Linked DNA regions of Mus musculus: region 1 is linked to region 2. The links are chromatin contacts, found by Hi-C or POLR2A ChIA-PET in ENCODE. All regions are on one chromosome and are shown on one strand. Each heading gives the region's core, a stretch centred on a gene start or an enhancer-like site at or near the end of the contact. The rest is flanking DNA. Distances are from core to core; before and after follow the strand shown. Region 1 overlaps Arid1b (AT rich interactive domain 1B (SWI-like)). Region 2 overlaps Arid1b (AT rich interactive domain 1B (SWI-like)).

Region 1 (3,451 bases), core at 868-3,367, 51 kb before region 2:
AAGGAAGCTGTTTTTATTAAATTTATGTTACAGGCACTGTTACAAATTGTATCCGTTTATAAGAATTTTTCTGCTTGCTTTTCCATTCCTCCTGAGATACAAGAAAATTAAGTCTTTCTACTAACTCAGTATTCACAAAGCCAAGGACTTAAATGCCTGTCAACCCACAACTTATTGACCCCATCAGTTTCATGACCATTATACAAGCTCAAACCCTAAAAAGAAGGGCTGGAGCCATGGCTACTTGGTAAAGAGGCGGCTGAACAAGCACAGGGGCCTGAGCTACAGGACACACCCATATTCAGATGCCAGGGAGATGGCTAGGCTTGTGCTCGAAGTATGGGGGGGGGGGCGGGGGGGGGGGCTTCAGAGACAAGAAAACCCCGGAGAAAACTGAGTTCATGCTTTGTGGGTCTCAAAAGCTAAGGTGCAAAGATACTGAAGAAGACACCAGTGTTTCCCATGTGCACCCACGATAGAAATGAAAACTATCCCCAACACACACACACACACACACACACACACCAACCTCTTCTAGTATGTTGGGTGTTACTGCATTCATGTAGTGAATGCAAGCCCAAACAGATCCACACGTGCATGATAAGCGATTTGCGTCTAGGTGGTTTTTTTTTAAGGATAAAGTGTAGTAGTATACCCCGGCATGCAATTCACCTCTCTTTACAAAATGTCCAAATCAACTGGATTTTATTTAGCTTAAACTTTGTCAAATGGCAGCAGTGAGCAGCAGTAATCAAGGTTAGCAATGTCCATACTATAACAATCTTTCCTAATAGAATATTAATTGTATACACATCATAAACATACTTGTGTTAAAATACCATGCACGTGCATAGTAAATATGAGGCATAAGCCCAAACAAAATGTATTCTGCAAAACACTTGTTGCTCAGAGTCTCTTTAATAACCTTTGTAACAAACTTTAAGTGTCAAATTTCCAAAATTAAGCTACTGGGTCAGGAAATATCCGTCATGTTAATGATTATCAATAATTCACTCTTCATAGTACCAACTGCATTGACTTTAAAAACCATTCAGGCTACAGATCACAGTGGAAATAATTTATCAACTAGAGGCTCTGGCTGATTAGTCCTCTAAGTCTGGTATATGTATGTCGACTAACTTCTTGTATGTGTCATGCAGGTTACTTGAAAGGTCTAAGGTTACACTGCTATACCATAGAAGGTGAGCAACAGAGAGCAGACAGTGGCCTTAGGTCTTCTAGACAGATTAGTCTTATTCTCCAGAAATGTCTTTCCCCCCAAATCCTCTTAGCATTTACTAACGTAGTAGAGGCTAGAAAGTTGTCTCAGTGGATAACAAACCCTGCTGCTTGTAGGTTCAACTCCCAGGTCATATGTAATCCCAGTTTCAAGAGATCTGATGATGCCCTCTTCTGGCCTCCATGGGTACCAGGAACAGCCGCTGTGCACAGACATGCAAGCAGGCAAAACACCCAGTAGCATAAAATAACTTTTTTTTTTTTTAATTTAAGAAGGTACAGACAGGAGATGAGACGCTACAAAAGCTTAGGCTTTTTCTGGGATTTAAAAATGCTATGAATTAGTTTTCCCATCAAGGAACCTTGCACTTGGTTCCAACTGGTACTGCACAAATGTAGTTAGGGTCTTTGCCTTTGGCCCTACCCTCCGCTCCAGCCACTCTTGCCCTCCATCTCGCCTGTCTTGGTGCACAGCTTAGGCCTAAGGCCCGCCCCCTGGCGCCCCACCCACTGCCTGCCCCACTGGCCCCACCCCATCACTCCACCCCACCCTACTTTCCAGCGGCCTTCTGGTCTCCCCATGGCCCAGCCTACGGGAGGGGGAAGGGGGGGTGTTGTTTGATCCTCCCAGACTCTGGGTTTTGGGAGTCTACAACTTTGTCTCTTTCTGCAAAGCAAGTTTCAACCGGCCCCGCTACAGTGGGGGAGGGCCCTTTCCTCAGGGGCGGACGGCTCCAGCAGGGATACAGGGCAGCCGCTCGGCCCTCGCCTCGGCACTCCTCTCCAGGGACAGGCAGAGGGCGCGGGAGGGTTTCGGAGAAACTGGGAGCACCGCCGGGAGCGCGGCTGCGTCAGCAGAAACTTTGGGAGTGAGCCCTCTGGGGTGGGGCCTGCACAGCCCCGACCGTGGCTCGATGGCCAGGCCTCCCACCGCGGTGCCTGCCGGGAGCTCCCCACCCGCGGCTGCGCAGTCGCTGCTTCCCCTCTTCCTCCCTGGAGGAGTGCCTAGTCACTCACTGGCCCGCGAGCTGTGGGACACACTGCGCTAGGAAAACAAAGAAACCCCACGCACACGTTTCCAGGATAGGGAACGTGAAAACAGACAGTGAGACTTAGGGTGCCCCGCAGGTTAGGCTTCTCAGGGCTGCCATTAGGCAGCCAGGCAAGCTGCAGGCCCAGGTATCCAACCCAAGGCCCTGCTGAGCGCTCCCTTATGCTTACCGGGTTGAATGGTCAAATTCTCTAAACAATCCCATTATGGTTATATATGTGTGTCACGTATAGCCACAAATCCCAAGTCATTACTTTTTGGAAGAAAATTAAGTAATCTGAGAGCTTAGCAAAAACAAAAGCACCAATTCACCATTACTATTTTTTGTCACAACCAAGTGCTATATATGAAACTTTTGGATAATGTTACAGATATTTAAAGAAATGAACACATGATTTTAAATGCTGTTACTGTTGTCATGTTGACGCAGCTCACCTAGGCTCTGCAATGTGGTACTTCTCATTCAGCCATATCTAGTCTGTATAGTACCAGCAGGGTCAAAGGCAAGCAGGCATGCTGACATACTATGAATTAAATCATTTGTACACTTGAAATGTTAGGATTTGTGTTACTAGAAAAGGTGATACTTAGTAAATTTACCTAAAATGGGCAATCATACAAATTGCTTTGGGCAAATTCTTCATCAGTGAATGTTCAAATTTTTCACCCCATTTGTTCTCCTACAGATGATTTTCACAGGAATATGCTTCAGTATTTTTCAACTTTATTTCAAATTTTTAAAATTTTGAGATTTTTTGATTAAAAGTTCACTTTTTTTTTCTGACATTATTTGCCCTCCTTCCAGCCCTCTAGCCTTTTCTTCCTTTTCAGTCCTCCAAATGGTACCAAGTTGTACTACCTGCACAGGCTATGAGGTTAAGGAATTTTCAGATGTTTCTGGGTTCAGTAAATTACTACCTTCCTTCATTTGTGGTTAGGACAGTAGTGAAATGAACGCAGGCTCCGTCGGGGTGCAAGGAACACATGGTCAGGTATTTTACAGTGCTACACATTGTGGTGCAGCCAAGAAGGCAGTCAACAGATAGGCAAACTCGGGTCTGCAGTCAGGCTGCAGAGGGAAACCAAACACAGAATCGTGGGTAGTGATGAATAGGCCTTTGGAGCTGGGCAAGGAAAGCACTCAGCATGCAGTGGGGATAG
Region 2 (3,423 bases), core at 534-3,033:
TGTCCACAAACCAGACAGTGTCAACAGCAGATCAGGGACATGGCGGGGACATGCCCTAAAGAAGTTCCCCTCCAAGAACAGAGTGTGAGGTAGCAGCTCAGCCCATCCACTTTCCTACTGTGTACTGGAACACACCTCTGCATACTGTCTGGTCAAAGACATCAAATTTGGAGGTACTAAGACAAGCAGAAGTGAAATCAGAGACTTGAGAGCCTGGTGGAAGGTGGGTGTGTGGATCAGAGGATGAGTGGACTCCATACAATAATGAATGAGGGAGGAGAAGCCAGAGTCCCAGAATTCAAGCCCAGCCTGGGAAACACAATGAGAATATTTTTCTTTAAAAAAAAGAAGAAGAAGGAGGAGGAGGAAGAGGAGGAGGAGGAGGAGGAGGAGGAGGAGGAGGAAGGAGGAGGGAGAAGGAGGAGGAGGAGAAGGAGGAGGAGGAAGAAGAAGAGGAGGAGGAGGAGGGAGGAGGAGGAGGGAGGAGGAGGGAGGAGGAGGAAGAAGAAGAAGAGGAGGAGGAGGAGAAGGAAGGAGGAGAGAGGAGGAGGGAGGAGGAGGAAGGAGTAGGAAGGAGGAGGAAGGAGAAGAGGAGGAGGAGGAGATGGGGATGGGGATGTCAGGGTGGAGATCTATACTGTGGACAATCAATTAAAGAAACTACTTAGCCTTGCAGGGGAGGGGGAGTGGAGGGAGGGAGGGAGGAGAAAAAGATATTCAAATGCCTGGACCAGCCCTCACTTAGGGAAGAGATTTTGATTTGAAAAGCTCAGAAATAGAACCCAGAGTCTAGCTGGGTAGTGGCAGCACATGCCTTTAGTCCCAGCACTTGGGAGGCAGAAGCAGGAGGATTCCTAACTTTGAGGCCAGCCTGATCGACATAGGGAGTTCAAGGGTCCCCAGGGTTACAGAGAAACCCTGTCTCAAAAAACCAAAACCAAAACCAACCCCCCCCACACACACACACAAGGAACTCCAATTCAAGAACCATCCAGTGAACACAGACACAGCCCCTAGCTGAGTTATCTAAGGAAAGGGTTTCATCCTGTGATAGCGCCTGTGTTGATTGGCACTGTGCCAGAAGCAATTTATGTATCAAGCGAGCAGAAACATGGATATCCTACCTATAGCGCACAGTCTATTCCTACACGGAATTAATAAGTCAAAGATATTAATTCTACAGTTACATCAACTGAAACCTTTCAAAATGTCTCATTTCCTCCTCCAAACACTCCTGTGAGAGCAGAGGATAGGAGGGGCATTCAGTGAGGGCTCTCAGCAGAAGTGGCTTCAAATCCAGCACGGCTACCGCTCGCCAGAACGGCTGATCAGCCATTACTACAAACACAGCTTTAAAAACTTCACTCTTAAGATTTAAAGCTTAGTCGTTTAACTTAGTTCCATGTGAGACTGTGAAGGATCAAGCAGATAATGGGTTAAGTCCGAAAACTAAAGGAGCAACAGAGCAAATCTGACTCTGTGTTTAAAAAGCCTATAAAATGTTACAAGCAAAACAGGAGAAGCCCGTGTTAATAATGCATAAACCAAAAGAGAGGGGGAAGCTACCCATTTAACGGAATAATGCTTTTATCCTTGCAGTTAAAACGAAATAAACCATGACTATTAATCTAGTAAGACCATGTAAAAATGTAATTTTTAAACATTTACTAAAAGGGTAGACTTCAGTAACAGCTCTAAAAAGCAAGGCCTTGTGTACAGCAGCGTTTAAATGCTAAGCACCAATCTCCTGTCTGCCTAGGCCATTACCCACCCTGTCACCATGGCAACGCTAACAGTATGCCTGACTTCAAAGACAAAGATGTAATTTCAGACTTCCAGCAGCCAGAGGGAGTGGTAAGAATATTCTACCCAGGCAGTGTCAGCTGATGATAAATTATAAAAATACCCAGGAACGTTATGAAGCGGACTGTACCACGGTCTCATATTCCTGGGGGAAGACTTGCCTTAGTCAAGCAACACCAGGGGATGCTGGGAGTAAAACCAAAAGTAAACAGGAAGGAACCTCAATAGCATGACACAGACTTCTTGCTTCTTCCTTGCTCCCAGGAGAAAATGCAAATAGTTTCTTCCACCATGGTTTTCTCAGACAGAGTAGGAGTGACTAAGGGTCTGCATGTTTGTTCAGAGGACTTGCAAAACCACCCCCATGACTGCTAAACTGAATGCTTATGACTGTTTCACAGGAGCTGGGCCCACGTCCTCCTGCACTGAGCTTGGAAGGACACCTGCCTGCCGCCCCCCCCCCCCCGCCCCGCCCCGGCTTTTCTTACAACCACCAATCACAGATGTGTAAGTTGTGAGCTTCTTAAAAACACTGCAAATGAGTAAGGCTGCCCAGCAGTAACACAGCTGATCAAGATCTCAGAGTTGAAAACTCACCAAGTTCTGGACAAGTGTGGTTGTGGAAATTCAGGAGACTCTTGCTGGAGTTAATGTCATCCTGAAAAGTTTTATATATATGATTTTCTTCTACTTGAAGTTAGGAACAAGATAATGAAGGTAGGCCACAAACAAAGACAGATCAATTATTATATTACTGTCTGCAGGAATAAACACAATGTAGCGTGAACTCACTTTCTGCTGACTAGTTATAAGCCTAAGAGTTAGTTTCTTATAGAAGCAGGAACGGCAGAGTCACCCCTTTCATGGACCTGAGAGGCAGCCCAAGCTTCCTACCCAGGAGAAGGAGAGACAGTTTCACATCAGGGCTGCTGTCCTTTGTCCCTGCTGGCTCCTTGGCAGGCACCCAGACCCTCTCTTTACAGGGTCAAGAGCTGTGACTAAAGTCTACCTGGAGGCCCAAGCTGCTTCCCCTGACCTCTCCTGGGGTGGAGACAGAGGAGTCAGGCCAGCAAGTCCCTCCTCAGGAAGTGCTGGACAGACAGACAGACAGACAGGCCTCCTGTTCTCAGAAGCTCACACCTGACAGTGAGCCCGAGTCTAGAGGTTCATGAGAGACTGAATTCACATCTCACCAGTGGGTGACATGCACCAGACGGTGGCCGCAAGTCACCAGAACAGGGCCAGCACCCAAAGTCCCAGCCATCACATTCCCCCCCAATTTCATAACTAATGGAAAAGCCAATTTCTCCCATGAAAACACAAACCCGAAGTTTCAAATGACAAAGGAAAACGTCACCTGCACACCTATCTCAAAAGAAAAAGATTATAAAACTACTTGCAATTTAGCTATGTTATTAAGTTTTATATTGAGTTTTTATTCTGCTACATGCTTATGATTAAGGGAACTATTTTAAAAGTTTCCATGAAATATAAAAATGGGCTCAATAAACCACTCCTTTGAACACAATTGCTAGATTTATAATTTTGACAGTTAAACAAGTCAATCGAGTTCTAGAAAACCCTTCAACTGTCCATCACGTGGGCGGGACTTCAACTGTC

Evidence for each region. Hi-C counts contacts between places; a loop is a spot of excess contacts on that map. ChIA-PET counts read pairs that join two places held with the same protein, here RNA polymerase II (POLR2A).
Region 1: a map of gastrocnemius shows a loop between it and region 2 (2.3-fold over the local background). The contact joins two enhancer-like sites. A Hi-C loop is called at or near these places in 6 of 37 maps with a recorded cell type or tissue (adrenal gland, gastrocnemius, heart and 2 more). POLR2A ChIA-PET finds 5 or more read pairs at or near these places in 3 of 5 experiments (Patski and embryonic stem cell).

The regions. Positions count from the first base shown.
Region 1 is chr17:5,188,571-5,192,021 of GRCm38, reverse strand. All of the region lies in intron 4 of Arid1b (AT rich interactive domain 1B (SWI-like)), which reads right to left. Among named protein-coding and RNA genes, the nearest start is that of Gm34854, 34 kb to the left of the region's middle. Within about 2 kb of position 2,117, at least 2 of the 3 ENCODE cell types and tissues checked have a DNase peak (open chromatin) inside an H3K27ac peak, as active enhancers do; they include gastrocnemius, where a contact is called at or near this core.
Region 2 is chr17:5,137,489-5,140,911 of GRCm38, reverse strand. The region is part of intron 4 of Arid1b (AT rich interactive domain 1B (SWI-like)); the gene reads right to left. Among named protein-coding and RNA genes, the nearest start is that of Gm34854, 85 kb to the left of the region's middle. Within about 2 kb of position 1,783, at least 1 of the 3 ENCODE cell types and tissues checked has a DNase peak (open chromatin) inside an H3K27ac peak, as active enhancers do; it is gastrocnemius, where a contact is called at or near this core.